Regions from separate parts of the Mus musculus genome. Here region 2 is linked to region 1. A link is a loop called in an ENCODE intact Hi-C map of the cell type or tissue named here. Cell type or tissue: left cerebral cortex. All regions are shown on one strand.

Region 1 (8,000 bases):
CCCCCTCTGCTCAGTAAAAATTGAGAGATTTATCAGACAGACATAAAAAAAAATTTTTTTTGAGAACTAATTTCAGATTCTCATCTAAACAAGCCAATAGGCTTTCACTTAAAAAAAAAAAAAAAGAAGAACAAGAAAAGAAAAAGACATGACTCAGCTTAATCATATTTTGACATCTAAAAAAGACAGAAAGAAAGAAAACCACCATGACTTCAACGAGGGACGAGCAGAAGCCAGATGATCAGGTGTGGCTTACCTCTCACAGGGGAATTATAACAAAGGTTAATTTTTACATGAAAATTAGAACCACACAAAAATAGACCTCTGCAGCAATGTTACTGACAGTTACCCGGGAGGATGAGCAGGTCCATGCAAATGTTCTTTCTCAAGCAATTTATTAAATCCATTGCCTATGCTGTCCTTTGAAAACGGCCATTTTCACAGAAACCCCAAGTTAACACAAGAGTAAAGCCATTGCAGCTGAGAAACACTGTTACTCGAAGCAATGTGCATGTGACAATATTTTTTTTTTCCGCCCGGAAGTGTACTTACTGATGCATGCTACAATTAAATCTAACAACAAACACGTATGCTTTGTTGTTGTCACGGTCCACAGAAGGAAGAAAAAAAATAAATAAACAAAAACAAAAACAAAAAAAAAACCCAAACAATCCAGGTAGTGTTACACCTGGATTCTGTGCAAGTGCCTGGTGCCTGTTAATTGCTGATGACCTACAGCAGATCCCAGACTTTGATTGCTGGTAGTGGCACTTGTGGAGGTCACTCTTCCTTCACAGTTATAATAGCCAGTGTGTGGGAACAGAAAACACTTATGGAAGAGCAAATGTTTTACTCATGATCATTAATGATTCTCGCCGAGCGGATCTCCTATTTAATTTTGCCAATTGTTCAATCCTCTCAAGACAGTTTCTGGAATGATGGCTCTACCTAACACCCGTGTGGACACCAACATCTGCTCGGAGACAGGGACCTCAGTGAACTGTACCTGGTCTTCCCATTGATTGTATGAGTGCCCAAAACACAGAATTTCAACTTAGTGTTTGGAGACCGTGTCTGCCTTTCAGAGAGAGAGAAAGCATAAGCATGATTCCAAATGAATAGGACTCAGAATTGAGTATTTAATGAATGGGGAGCTGGAAAACACCTGTGAGCATCTTCAGGAAGACAGCAGCATCATACATGTCTTTCCTGTATGCACTGGCACATGTCTGCATGCTATCCTATATTAGGATACGCAGAGCACTTTAAACAAATACTATTTTAACAAAAGCAGTTCTCTAATCTTTCTCATCAAATGTATTAAAAGCAGCAAACAGACAAGGGAGGCTACCACTGATGACTGTGTATGAATTTGGTTAAACCTGCAAGCTTTGAGACTGTTAATCACCAACTGTTCAGTGATTATTTTAGATTGCTGACCAATGAGTACACTCCTGGTCTTGGAGAAGAACATTACTCAATATTGTGCCTTACTGGATCTGTATTTTTAAACCGTCTTAATGTCAATTTCCACCTGCAAACAGAGGTAAATAGCGGTACTCTCTCTGGTCTCCAGTAGGGAATGCAGCATTATGTAGCAATGTTTTCAATAAGTCAATCTAATTGTCATTGTTGCAAATAATGAGGGAAAAAAAAAAGTATTTGCTTCTAGGAAAAGCACAGAGGTCCACCAAGCAAAGAAAACCAACTCAGGAGAATTAAGTTTGGCAATTAGCAGGTGCAGGGCAAAGCTCCCATCTTCCAATAGCGATATGACGGATCTGTACTTCCCCCTCCCCCCACACACATTGTGTTTCTCCTGCATTGTGAAGTTGGGCTTGTGTTTGTCTTAAGCATTGCCCAGACCACCAGTTAGCATACATCTGATTTAATTTCATTTGTAAGTCTTACTCCTTCCTGCCCCCTGGGCCCCCCACACCTCAGCCCAAGAGGATCCCTGCCCCGCACCAAGCAGTTCTCAGGACTAGGTCCGACAAGACAGAACCGAACACTTCATAAGAAAGCCCTTTGCGGTGGCTCAACGCCAGCACTAGTCACTGCAGCCCATTTTGTCACAGAACCGTCAACACTATGGACTCAAATAACCCAGACACTACTGGCATCTCGTCGCACAATCTCATCTGCAGAATACAAGAACAAGCTTTGGAAGGAACCGCTGGGGTTTTCCCAATCGCTCCTCTCTTCCATTAGGCTGGGAACTTCGGGGGAGGGGACCTACCTTAATTAAAGACTCCTAGAGAGAAGAGCATAGGTCCTTTGCCAACTCGTGCCAACATTTAGATGCGTTTTATCCTGGACTCCAGGGCTCCATGCTGTGGTATCATTACTATGTCCCACAGTCTGTCTTCCCAGAAGCAATTTTTCCATACAGCCAGCATCGGAATACTGGTAAGTGTTTAAGAACAGTTAAGGGCCCCGAGGTTCATTTGCTTTCAGCCCTGTGCACATATGCAGGAATTTTCACCCTCAAACTAACATCTCAGTGTTCAGGAAGGAAAACCAACTGCGGTGATCTAGCCTTCCTGGCCAAGCGCTGAAAATGCAAGGCTTTCCCGAGCCTCCCATTTGTTTGAGGGACTCGGTGTTTATAAACGGCGGATTTTCTTGGGGAAATAAATGAACAGATAAATAAGCGGCAGTGCCAGCCTTCTTATAAAAAGAAGCCCTTGACGGGCTTGGGCAACTTTCAGCCTGGAGTAAGTTACAAGCACAGAATTTTGGGTTTTAATGGAAATGCTGACCCGACCTTCCTGAAAGCAGTAAACTGCAGTCTCTGCTGCTCCGTTGCTGATCTCCAAGGCGTAGCTTGGAGGGTCCATGCCCACCTCCCTCTCGGACTGACCAACGTGTACACACACACACACACACACACACACACACACACACACAAACACACACACACACACGGAGAGACAGCAAGCTCATTTCATTGCCGACCCGGCTGGCCGCTTTTTCTGCTACTGAGTCCAGGAGACTCAAAACACACCTGACAATCTCATGGTATTTTTTTGTTTTTGTTGTTGTTTGTTTTTTGTTTCTAAACAACGAAGACAAATGACCTTTGTAAAAGACAGGCTCCTGAAAGTCAAACCATTCGGAAAGATGCCCGGCACTTTACCTTTTCAAACTCCTCAGAACCCCAAGGTTGAGGAAAAGGAAATGGAGAATAAGCCCAGCTCCGGATGGTAATGGGGGAAAAACAAACAAATAACCAATAACCAAAACGGGTTACAAAAAGAAAAAGAAAAGAAAAAGGAAAAAAAAGAAAAGAAACCCCCACACAGTAGAGACCGCTAGCCAAGGCTGCCACAAACGCCCCGCAAACCGTCTCCGCAGCCCTTCGCGGCTTTCCTGCCGGACGCCCTCGGCTTCTGCCCCGGCTGCAGCCGCACTTCTCAGAGGCGCATCTTCGCCAGCGGGGGCCACGCACGGGGGGCGGGAGGGGGGGGGGAGGGAAGAAACCGAACCTTGCTCGTTCGCTCGCTCGCTCGCCCGCCCGCGCTGCCCGCCCGCCGCCGCCGCGCGCGCCACTCACCCTAGCCGCGCGCCACTAGCGGCGGCTGTGGGCTGGCCGGGATCCGGGATCCGAGAGGGCTGCCGGGCTCCCGCCCCGAGGACGCGGACGCGCGGCTCACGCCTCTTGCCGCCCCTTAGCCGTCGCCTCTAAGCATCTTCCCCCTCCTCCCCGCAGAGCCCCCTCCAGTGAACGTGAGCAAGCGAGGGAGAGGAGGGAGCGCGCCGGCGAGGGTGGTGGGAGAGGCGCCGGATCCCCACGAGCTCCGGGGACCGGCGCGCTCACCACCCCCCCGCCCCTTCCACGCCGCGCGCCCCCGCCCCCCCCCCCCCGCCGCGCGCCCTCGCTAGTGCTCTGGTTCCTCGCGGCGCGCGCCAGCAGCGCGGGCGGCAGCGCATCCTCGCCCCCCGCCACTCCGTCCGCCCCCCTGGCGGCGTCTCCTGGCAGCGGGCGGCGCTCTCCATTGTTCTGCGGCCGCGGAGGGCGTGGGCAGTGGGAGGTGTCCGTGCCTGGGCCGCCCAGGCTTACCGTTGCGGTCCCGCCGAACGGGGCGCCGGGCCGCGGGGTGCCTAGCTGGGCCGGCTGGCGCGCGCGGGGGCTCGGTGCTCCCGCTCGCCCGCGCTCCGCGCCCCTAGCATCCTCGGTTACTATGGATATCTTGCGCCTCCGCCGCCCCCTTCTTGCGCTTGGAGACACCGCTGGGGCGGCAGCTCCGCCGGCGCCCAGGTGACCACCAACTAGCTCGGTGGCGGCAGCAGGGATGGCAAGAGCCACGGTCACTACGGCTGGCTGTCACTGCCCTGGGGATGAGGTGGTAGTGGACTGGAGGGGGTGAAGGCGGGTCCTGCTTCACTCGAGGCCACTCCAGTGTTTCCTCCCACTAAGCAAGCTGCTTTGTGTTTGCACCACAGAAGCCACCCGCAGTGTAAAACTCAACTTGTGTGGATCTGGGCCATCCTGTGTGACTTGGGTTCCTGCAGCGTTTGCCGACCTAACCTTGGCTCAGTAGATTAAAGGGTCTCAGTTAAGATTTGATAAGGCTCAAATCATCTGCCCTCCTCCGTTTCCACCAGTAATAGTTGGTAACTACTACCAACATCTGTAGAAATGTTTACTTTGGCCAAGGCTTTTTTTTCAAAATTATGCCAATTAAAGGAAGTGTTCCTGTAACTGATCTTAAACAAGACTTTGCTATTTTGAAAATCCCAGGATGGGTTTCCTTAACATAAATAAACAGAAATCATTTTGTCTTAGCCTGCACAATGCTATACTGGTCCCATGGACAGCACATCTGCCAACCCATACATCTTGGTCCTCAGGTTCTTCAACGTTGCATCTGCAAGTGTTTTAAGTTGCCCACATAGGCTCCTGTGGGAGCCACAGAGTCTCAGAGAAGAGCTGAGGTCTGGTGGCAAAATAAACATCACCTCAGGATCTCTGTAAAAATTCTAACAGAATATTTAAGGGAATGGCTAACATGATAAATCCCTAACAGTATGTGTGCAGGGCGATCCACTTTATTTATTGCTTCAAAGCCAAGGCAAGCAAAGGTCCTGGTCAGGTGCAAAAACTCAAAAGACTGAAACAAAAATGCAACGCGCTTCTTGTAAGAGGTAAGTTTAGTGAGCACCTACAATTCCCCAGAGATCTGTGTATCCTTCCTTTCATCCTCACAACCCTGTGACTTAGGTCTTGTCATTACTCAAAAGGGTGATGTAGCCAGTTCTTTCAGCAACACCAGACACTGTTTCTTGTCTGCTGCTATGTCACTGCCTACTTCTGTGGGATTCACATAGTTCCCAGGGTTCGTCTATTACCAACACGCAGGCCCCGGGACATAAAGCTGGGCATTCCAGGCGTGTGAACTAGGGGCATCTAATCATATGAAATTCAGACATATTCCCGTTTGCATCAGGAAAGAAAGTTCCCGAAACCCCCAGCACTGGGGAGTAAATAGGGACAGGCCCTGATGCACTCTGTATGGCAGAGCTACACCAACGCCCCAAAGCTTCTGCTTCTACATCTTACACAGGTAAAGAAAGAATCAGCCTGCATGCTATCTGTACTCTAATGAACGGCACCTGAATGTTGGGAGGAGAGGAGGGGAGAGGCGGGGGCATGTTTTGGGTAGCTTCTTTTGAGATTAGCAAACTCTCAGTGGCTTTGAAGGTAGGTCATTCCCTTCAGTTTTCCATTCTGGAGCTCAGATACCTGTGTGCTGAGGTAAATGTGTCTTCTTGGTTTTGCAGTCACGGAAATGACTGAGGAATAGTATTTGCCAGAGTACTGCTCTCTTGTGGATATTATTTTCAGGTTCTCGATATAGGGCAATCTAGAGCTACCATCTGCTAGGAATAAACTGCAGGCTATTTAGGAGGGATGTGAACTATTGTGTCCCCCCCCTCCCACCCCAACCCCTGAGTTGAGTGCTCTGCACTCTGGAAACATTTGAGACCTCTAGGTCATTTTATGACTGCGCCACCTCTAGAGAATGAATGAAAACTTAATTCCCTGTCAGCCTTTGTGCCAGCAGGTGGAAACCAAGCTGAAAGGCAGCCAGACGGGGAAGTTGCTGTCCATGGTGGCCATTTACCGGGTCTATTCAGTAGGACTACTGAATTCACATCCTGAATGCTAGATGTCTGTGAATTAACTTCAGCACAATACTAATGGAATTTGGTAGGAACCTCCAGGTATGCACACTAAAATATAAAGGTATGGAGCAGGGGGTGGCTAGAGATGGCTCAGCAGTTATGACAGCGCTCGCTGCTCTCACAGAGGACAGAGATTTGGTTCCCAGCACTCGAGCGGTGCCTCACAGCTGTGTGTAACTCCAGATCCAGGGCATTTGATGCTGTTTTTCTGGCCTCTGGCCTCTGGCCTCTTCGGGCACCAGGCATTCATTTGGTGCATATGTGTATATGCACACAAGGCAAAGCACTCATACACATGAAATAAAAAAATATAAATATCAACATATTCCTTTACTACTTGAGGGGAAATATTAAATAATTCACAGAAGAAAAGATGTTTTGCTCTAAACTCAAATAGATCCTACTCGTTGAAGTTTTGGAAATTTTTATATTCCAGAAAAGCTTCAAGATATGAGCCCTAGGTCCCAAAGCCCAGAGAGGCCAAGTCTCTTGACTAAGGAAAATCCTTACTGTAGGCAGCACAAAACCACAGACCTTATCACTTGTCACAGACACTTGTTATGGTATTATGATACTCCAAGGAAACTCAGTGTCAGAATTCCTTCTGTCATTTTTTCCCCTGCTAAAAAGTCATTCAACTTCTTGTTTATGTCATTTGAAATTTGGAGACTATAAAGCCTCATGTTCCTCACTTTTAAAATATTCTAGGCTTTTAAGTAGTATAGTGTTCCTTGCAAAATGATTCAATTTAGGAAGAAAAAAGAAACCCTCATGATACTAAAACTCAGCCTGTGAGTCTCCTTAGAGGAAAACATGGCAGTTGCTTCAATATAGTTCATCAACATGACCTTCTCAACATAAACTGATTATTTAAGAGCAGTCAGTTTCTATCAGACAGACTAACATTAGAGATGTTAACGTCCTAAATTCTTTCTTCGTGTTAAAAAGTTACCCAGAGGACCAAATAGATGACTCTAGAGCTTGTGATAATTTTTCCAAGAAACGTATAAAACATTGATCTGAGGTGCCTTTGTAGACATTTAGAGGAACAATGTCTAATACCGTATGTATTTGGTGGTAGCAGACTGCACAGTTTGACACCAAAATGTGGAATTGTATGTGTGGATTCAAGTAAGGGGTATTCCACTTAAACGCTCTGTGATCCGACACACTCTACCTAACTTGTCTGAGCCTCGCCATTCCAATTTGTAAGATGGATGTGACAATAATGGAAGCTACCTCACAGAGCAGTAGCTACAAGGAAAGGAAAGTAATTATGTGTAATGGTCTTTTTGGTGTGGTAACTTGGCTGGCTGAAAATTCCCAGTTATTTAAACACTAGCATAGACACTGCAGAGGTGTTTCATAGATTGTAATTAAAGTCCATTGACTTTAAGGAGACCATCTCAGATTATCTGACTCAATCAGAACTCTAAAGGCAGAACTGGAGATACCCCAAAGAAGGAATGGAACTATTGGAACCTGTTCCCAAGAGTTTAGTACCCTTTCTGACTGCCCTGTTCTAGACTTCAGACTTACCTGGTGAGCCCTCTTCACATAAGTGGACCCTTTGCAATATGTCTCTTAGAATAAGTATCCCACTGGACTATTTTCTGATTGGACCCTAATTGAGACACCACAAATGGTTAAAAAAAAAAGTAACGAAAGTGTCTACAATAAAAGAAAAACTGGAAAAATTAGCTAAATTAATTCCTTTTTTAAAATTTTACTAAGCATTTCTCACAGTACTGAGTTGAGTTTTGTTTATTTTTTTTTTAATTTTTATTTTTTAGGTAGCTCAATGGTTAAGA
Region 2 (8,000 bases), 140 kb before region 1:
GTTCTCAAACAAGGTTTCCTTGACAGAAATCTTGGCAGCAGGAGCCCTAGCTTTTATTATTTTTTTATTTTTTGTTAAACATGTTCTTTAAAACACCCCAAAGGCTAAACAAAACAAAACAAAACAACCCCAAATAAACCACTTATGCAGGCTACAGCTGAGTCAGCACTTTGAGTCACCCGAAGCACTAGCCTGTTCTGCTCCTGAGGCAAAGGGCATCAGGGCTTCACCCTGACAGAGCCAGGACCTCAGGGCAAGTAGCAGTAGGAATGTAGTCATTTGAAACGAAACCAGAAACATCCCGCACAACAAACCTAGTTTTCTTATGAATGCATTAATGAAACATTCTTTTTAATAAAAATATTTAATACAAGACACATTTTTTTCTGTGCATAATAAATTCCTCTGTTTTAAATCACTTTTTAAATTTTTTGAATCATTCAATAAAGGTTTCCTTTATCTGACATAGTTGATTACTATAAAATCCACAAATATAGAAATCGAGTGTGTGGGGGGGGACAGAACTTCCTGGTGAGGGTTGCTTTGTCTTTTTGCATGGAATTGTACTCAATGATACAATGACTTTACAGGTACTTTGGGGGTGGGGTAGTACTGGTCTGACTTTCCCTTCAAAACGGCTGACCTGACCGTGAAAACTTAAACCCAAGCTGTTTAGACTTTCAGGCAGTACTGGAGACCCTCCCTCTCCCCACCCTCTCACTTTTAAAAAGGTATTCTCCCCCCAACTAAAGCAAAGCAAGTACGGGGCAGTTGAGCAGTACCTCAGAGGAGGCGGTGGTAGCGGAGTTGGGGCGCCCCGCGCAGCCCCCCTCGCGCCTCTAAGGGGCGTCAAAGTCTCGCTGGCAGAAGGCTCCCTAGGGATGGCCGTCGCCCTTCCGCCCGTGACGAGGCCACGCGAGCTGGAGCAGTCTTCCTCCCGGGGCGGGTGGACACGGAGGCGCGAAGGAGAGCCTGCTGCGGGGACTGCTGGGCGAGCAAGGCACCGCGAGGACGGGGCGGCGGGTATCAGAAAATCGTGGTTTCATACTTGGTATTAATGCCCCTCTTGGCTTCTTGCCCCGGCTCCACAATCCACGGCAGATTGGCCAGAGTCTTTTGCTCAGAAGGGTCGATCTGCTTTAAAACAGAAAGGCTGATGCCCGTTATCCGGCAGCTGGGCGGCGGCGCGGCCGCGTGGGCGCCGCTGGAACCCCACCTCGGGCCCCGCTCGCCCAGCCGCGCTGCGGGGCGGCCCCGGCGGCGTCCGCGCTTTCGCACCTGTACTGCACAGCGACTCTGCAGGGGCCTGCAAGGGTGACGCGAGTGAGACCTGGCCCCGCCCCCGGGGCGCAGAGGCAGGGGAGCAGCGGTGGTTCCCAACACCCCAATATCGGGGTCCGGAAAGAACCCTACGTCCTCCGAGGACATTGCAGCGCCCCGCTCACTTGCCTGAGGCCTCTCTGAGCTCCAGCCATGCCGCCCTGGGGATGGCCCTCGGGCACCCATCCGTGCAGTGAGGCCTCTGCTCTCTCCCGGTTGCCTCCTAGCCAGTGTGGTCCAGGTCTTGGCTTCAACACCACTTCCTATCCTAGAAGCTGTATTCCCCACACCCTCTACAAAATGGCACCTCAACCTTTTAGCTCCCCCCTTCCTGACACAGACACATACCACCTGTCTACTCCCTCTTCCACAACGGATGCCCCGCAAAGGTGGGGGTTTTGTTAACTTTATTGCTATTTTCTCCAAACCTGGGAAAGCTCTTAGTGGCTCAATGCAAGGCAGGCATGCAATAAATATTTGTCAATAAATGCTGTTCAGACAATGAGTGCTCGGCCTGGATAAGAAAGGTACTGGAGTGGACAAAACGCAGGTACAGATTCCGGAGGGAGGGCAAAGTGGCCGAGAGGGATGTACCCCAGACAGAGGGAGGGAAGAGGCCAGCAAGGGCCTGTCAGGCTGCGCCTTGGCGGACTCTGTCCTGGGTTCAGATAAAGCCAAGCATGTCATTCCCTGGGCAGCAGCTAAAGTCTGAGCTCTGATGGGCCTCAGTTAAGCTCTTTCCCCAATGGCTTGCTCATCCCTTGGCCATCATCTACTTGGCTCTGTAAACGGGGGCCAAGGAGTTTCTGGAAGGCCTGCTCAGACTTCCTCTATCAGCTTTTTAACCTCCTGGAGGCTGCAGGGCCTGAGCCTATGTGCCTATCAGGCTGCCTTCTGCCATGGTTTCCCTTGTGCCTTCATAGGACGAGGGAAGAAGGACTTTTAGAAAGAGCACTGTGTGTGTCCTGAGAGTAAACCACTGGAGCTGAGGAGATGGGAATTCTGAAGCCTGGTGAGGGCCTGCATCCAGAGCCAGGTAGACTGGGTACTCTCCTGTTTCCCAGAGAGGGTGTCTAGATGAATATTCTATGAGCCCTTACGGCATCAAAGTCTTAGTGCTCCTCTGGAAGGAGTCTGCGTGGACCGCAGTACAGCTGGAAGGACGTGCGTGCTGTGAACAGACTCATCCAGCCCACACGAGAAGGAATAGAGTAGTCTAAGCAACAATCCCCACAAACATGCTGTGCATTCCTGGACTCAGAAGCTTAATAATCGCACTCAGAGACACATTCGTTAAGTCCACCCTCACCACCTCGTGTCTCTGACCGCAGGTTTGTAGTGAGTGCTGCTATGGCCCTGGGGTGACAGCATGCCAGTGTATTTCATGGAGTAGATATTTTTGTGCAGGAAGAGAGACAACAGAAAGCTCAGTCAACACTACGCGGAATGAAGAGGGCCTACAAGGTGACCAGGCAACTACCCTGGTTAGGAAAAGCTTCGTGCAGCTAAAACCTGAATGGTACCATGGGGCCGTGCAGAATTCGGGGGTCAGGGGAGGTGGAAGAGAGCAATCATGGGAGACATAGAGTCTCCAGTGGGACTGAGCAGTGTACTCGAGGAGTGGAAGGCCTAGGCATCACCACGTGTGATCAGAGATTAGGTTTGGGTATTTTTAGGGTGCCATGGTTTTTGCTGTATGAAAAAAGGGAGTCACTGGGAAGGTGTGCACTGGCCTTGGATTAGGGGGGTGATGGAGGAAGTAGAAGAGGAGTGGGCAGACTGGAGGTGTGTTCGAGGGGAGCAAAGATTGATCTCTGCTCATGGGCTGGATGTGGAGGTACAAGTACAACAGCAATCAAGGTGACTTGGGGACTTTGGTGACAAGCAGCATGGTGAAGTGTTGTGTCATTTGCTGGGCTGGGGACAGAAGGGGGTAGAGAAGCAAGGATTTATAGTGGCTAAACTTGAAAGTGGAGATGCTTAGAAACAAACTGGACAGACATTTCTAGGGTTCTGGGGTGTGTCAAGGACTGGGGAATAGAGAGCAGGGGGCATGGGCTGGGTAGGTGCTGAGGCAGGAGGGTCCGGGATAGGAGTGTAGCATGGGATTTGAGAGGTGCAGCAGCCACTGGTAATGACCAATCAGCGGAGGCCTTCTGGGATGCAGGAGGACACAATGGACTCTCAGGGACTCGGAGAGGCCGGATGCTGAGGGATCATCCCGTGGGTGGTGAGGTGACCAAGAGCAGAGACAGGAGAGGGGGAGGGGCCCCAAAGGTGTGATCCACAGAAGCCACATCATCCCGAGGAAGGAACCTCTCTTTGGAGGTTAAAAATGTCTATTTTTCTCATGACACGGACGGAGGCTGAGAGCTGATGGGAGGAGGAGGAGGAGGAGAAGGCAGCAGATGGAAAGATTGCGGGATGAGGGGGGGCAACGCATTCTGGGGGCCTGCCCGGTGCCAATCCCAGAGAGTCTAGGATGCGGGATGGATGCTGGAACAGAGAGCAGATGGGGAGCTGGCTGGGAGCCTTCCAGCTTTGGGGTGTTGCTACTACCAGAGGCGGCCGCTTTGAAGTCATACCAGCCTGTTGGGACAGGATGTCTGCGGAGCCTGTGGGAGGGAGGGAAGGGAGGAAGTTCCTGGAGGGAGGCAGATGACAGGGAGGAGGGGGGTACCACCTTCTAACAGTTACTAGGCTGTGGAGAGCTTCAGCTGTCCAGAGGGAAGGCACACAGGCTGTGGCTCAGGCATCTCGAGGCTGAGGATGCCGTGGTCTCCTGAAAGGCAAGCTGTGGTATCTAGCTTTGGCCAGGAGGGTACCAGGGTACCGTCACCTTGAGCCTCTGCACATCTCTCTGGAGGGCAGAGGCTTGCCCCCTGATTGAGTGGTAGGCGAGGCCTCAGAGAAGGCTGCCTCCACACTTTCCTAGGCCTTCTGGTGAGCTGGGTCAAAACCAGAAGCAGCAGCTAGCCATCCAAGCTCTCAAAAGGCTATTGCTAGAGGTGGCAGAGAAAAACGTGGTTTTCTCTGTTACCTTTGGGCTCTGGGGAAAGGATTCTTTGAGCCTGCGGGAATGATGGTCACATGCCAGCAGGAGACCACAGGAAAGGACAGGGGAAGGCAGGCTGGATTCTAAAGGCCTCCCCCTCACTGCACCAGGTCCTCTTTGAATCCCCCTTCCCTCTGGTTGCAGGCTTAAAGATGTCTCTGTCTTGTACTTACCACTGACTTCCGAATGCTAACTCGGGGCTTTGGGATGGGTTTCGAGGGCTTGTTCTCAAAGCTTTCTGGGAGTGTGGAGGAATGGCCCCCTTTTCTTGCTTGTAGGGCTAGTTGGTAAGCGACCTCAAATGCCTGTCCCAGCGTCAGGATGATTTCATAGGCTAAATTCTGCAAGAGCAAACAGACAAGACAAGAAGAACATTTACTAGAGGCACACAAAGGGTCAGAGTGAGTGGATAGCTGAGGAGCAGCGTGGACCTTGAACTGCCCCACCGGCAGCGGCAGTGACTCAGGGGAAGTCTGTTAGAACAAAGCACTCTGGACGCTAGTCACTGAGGTAGCATCCTTGGAGCCAGGCTGCCAGACCTCCTCCCCCATTAATTCCTTATAAGCAGAGCCCTCATGCAGCCCACCAGCCCCGGGTGCTCCTCCAGGTGCAGCTCGCTTGTGGGTGGCTTCTTTGCTCATGAGACTTGGATGGGGGGAAGGGGTTTGTAGCAGTGATCCCACACGCTCCATGGGAGGTGTTCTTGAGAACTTTGGGTCTTTTTTACCTCAAACATCTGTGATTCAGTGAATATATACGAAGCACAATCAGAATCTAATTTAGGCCGGGGGTAGAGGCATTAGTCATGCTGGTGTGGCGTCTCACAGTTGCAGCAGCGAGCATGCAAACATTGTTCAAATAGAGCTAATTATCCGTCTATTTCTTGAGGTTTTTTTGCACTCCCCAAGGGTTCACGCTCTATATTTTATCATCAAATCACCAAGAGACGAGAGTTTGTCAGGGCAGGATACCATACCAAACCTCTCCTGGGACGTACGTCCTCTGCACAGAGCAGTTCTCCCAGGGTTGTTCCCGCCTTTCTTCACATACTTATTTTTTGACTTCAGCTTTCTCTCCCACACGCAGCTTCCCCTTCTCTTCTCCCACAGGGACAACATGACATTAGCCCACTGGAAGGTGGGATCGGAGCCACAACATCCTTACGCCAGAAAGCATCATAGAGGTGGGTGCCTACTGGTCTATCCAGAATGACCCTGGGGTTGAACCTGTGGCTTCATGCGTGCTTAGCAAATGCTCTACATTGAGCCACAGTCTCAGCCCGAGGATGCTCTCAGTGCTACTATACAGGCTAAGAACAGCCTACCGTGACCATCCCTACCGTCTCTCTCTATGGTTTCTTTCAAAAATGCAGGTAGCACTCTGCTTCTGCTGAAAGTACACCATGTCTTCCTGTTCTTATTACCCCCCACTCCTTCCCAGCATGCTTTGAGAAATGTTAGGGACTCTGTTGCCCTCAGCACTCAGTGAGGATGGACTACATGAGGTGGACTCTTCCATGGGGAAGAGTCTCACCAAGTCTGGACCAACTGGACTTTATGTCAAAGTCCTATCAAGTGTCCTTGTCTCAGACTCAAGCCGGGCAATGTCTATGATCTTGAGAGCTGGTGGGACAGTCAATCTCTGTGCTCCTCTCAGACACACATTCGATTCTGTCATCCCGTCCCTTGCACAGCCAGGCCATGCACTTCCCTGCAGTGAACACTAAGCCATGTTTATTTCCACAGCTGAGTCAGACGAGTAAATTAACAACTCACCAACAAATGATAGTGGGGGAGCACTGGGAGGCAGCTCTGACCATCACTGTACAAAGAGGGCTGAGCCCTTTCCTCTGCCTACTACTCTCTGCCTACACTGTGCACACGTCATTCATTGGCAGCTTTGCCTCAGGGCAGGAGGGGGGCCGGGGTGGGGTGGGGAGGGTGGGAGGGAGGTGGGGTCAGGACGGGGATGGGGGCGGGGTCTGTAGAAGTCCAACGGGGCTTCTGACTTCCCTGGTGTCTGTTGTGAAGCTAACAGGCAGCCTCTGCACGAAGGAGCAGTGAGCTTAGGGTGCAGATTCCTTCAGCACTAGCCTCAGACAAATTTCCTGCGTGTGAGAGCTTTGTGAGACTACAGGGTCTTCACGTGGAGGTCAGAGCTGCTCCTCTGAGTGGCTGAGGCTTTCAAATGGTTACTATGGGTTACTTTGGGAAACTAAAAGTTTCTGTATGATACGAAGTTAGATGTTTTGTCCTCTTTTGAAATGAGTGACTGGTATTAGAAAAGTCCCCAAGGAAGAAAGGGAGACCAGACCACTCAGCCCCCAACTGGCTTTGAACTTGTGGCAGTCATCCTGCCTCAGCCTTCCCAGAGCTGGGATGACAGGTGTCTTGCTTCTCTCTTCTCTTCTCTCTGTCTTTGCCTCTGTCTCACTCTCCCTTCCTCCCTCTCTCCCTCTTCTTTCCCCTCCCCCTTCTCTGAGACAGGGTTTCTCTGTGTATCCTGCCCCCCCCCCCCCATGTTCTAGACCTAGGTCTGTAGACCAGGCTGACCTCAAACTCACAGAGATCTGCCTGCCTTTGCTTCCCAAGTGCTGGGATTAAAGGTGTGCACACTAGCACATCGTTCTGTTCTTTTTTTTTTTTTTTTTTTTTTTTTTTTTTTTTTAATTTTAAAAACAGAATGCCTTAGAGTGTTTTTCTTTTCTTTTGTGATTTGGGAAGACCTGGATGTTGTTACCTTTCTGTCTTTTCTGTGGCCTTAATGTTTTAAACACGAATGCTGGATGGGAGGAAGGGAGTGGCTCCTGGGCACTGAGACCTGCAGTGAGGGCTGCACTGTTTGTCTCAGGGTACCAGGACCCAGCAGGGAACAGGTGCTGTCACAGAGGACCTGAGGGCATTCCATCAATCTTCCCTCCATCCCTCTCTTCCTTCTTGCTTTCTACCTCCTTCCTCTCTCTCTTCTCTTCTCTCCTCCCTCCCTCTCTTCTCTTCTCTCCTCCCTCCCTCCCTCCCTCCCTCCCTCCCTCCCTCCCTCCCTCCCTCCCTCCCTCCCTCCCTTCCTTCCTTCCTCTCTTCTTTTCCTCCAGGGATGGAACCCAGGGCCCTAAGCAGGCAGATGCTCCTACCGTGGAGCCACACCGTCACCCTGACCGAGCACACATGATCCAGTGTATTTGCTGCAGGATCATTCTGCCTGCCTCTGCTGTTGTGTCACCCCCACTATGCACAATGCAAGGAGAATTGTTCTCCCCAGAGCTGGACACTGTAAGGCCAACATAGAAAACCATATTGTAGCAGGACTTAATTACACATTAAGTATATTCATTATATTAATACACTAATTACCATGAGTAATGTGAGGGCAATTTTACTGTTGTACAGATGGGAGGAGTCCCACAGCCTCTGCCTGGCCCTATTGTAGCACTTGCTTCGGGAGTCAGTACTGTGTGACCACTCTGAGACCACTATGCTTAGAGATGATGCTGAGAGAGCCAGGTGGTGGTGCTGCCTACTAAGGACTGAGGCTGGTCCAGTCCAGTCACCTCACATTTCCCAGGCTAGCCCTTAGATGTAGGCTTTACAGTGCCATCCAGCATGAAGTACATGGAGGAACCTCAAGG

The links. Hi-C counts contacts between places; a loop is a spot of excess contacts. Peaks named below come from ENCODE experiments on the same cell type or tissue, not always from the same donor. Only the 100,000 strongest peaks of a DNase experiment are listed, where the experiment ranks them.
Region 2: a loop joins it to region 1, with 2.5 times the contacts of the local background. A loop is called at or near these places in 2 of 42 quality-filtered maps.

The regions. Positions count from the first base shown.
Region 1 is chr10:90,825,237-90,833,236 of GRCm38, reverse strand. The region is part of intron 17 of Anks1b (ankyrin repeat and sterile alpha motif domain containing 1B); the gene reads right to left. Among named protein-coding and RNA genes, the nearest start is that of Apaf1, 250 kb to the left of the region's middle. In left cerebral cortex, no CTCF peak of the experiment used is centred here; DNase peaks (open chromatin) are centred at 2,172, 2,724, 3,637 and 4,213; H3K4me3 peaks cover 4,361 bases; H3K27ac peaks cover 4,020 bases.
Region 2 is chr10:90,962,941-90,970,940 of GRCm38, reverse strand. It overlaps Anks1b (ankyrin repeat and sterile alpha motif domain containing 1B), which reads right to left. Exons shown (of 27, transcript NM_001359241.1): 26 at 4,549-4,716; 27 at 1-1,137. The coding sequence ends at 1,027. Among named protein-coding and RNA genes, the nearest start is that of Apaf1, 120 kb to the left of the region's middle. In left cerebral cortex, a CTCF peak has its summit at 4,087; DNase peaks (open chromatin) are centred at 4,651, 5,114, 5,644, 6,103 and 5 more places; H3K4me3 peaks cover 412 bases; H3K27ac peaks cover 5,290 bases.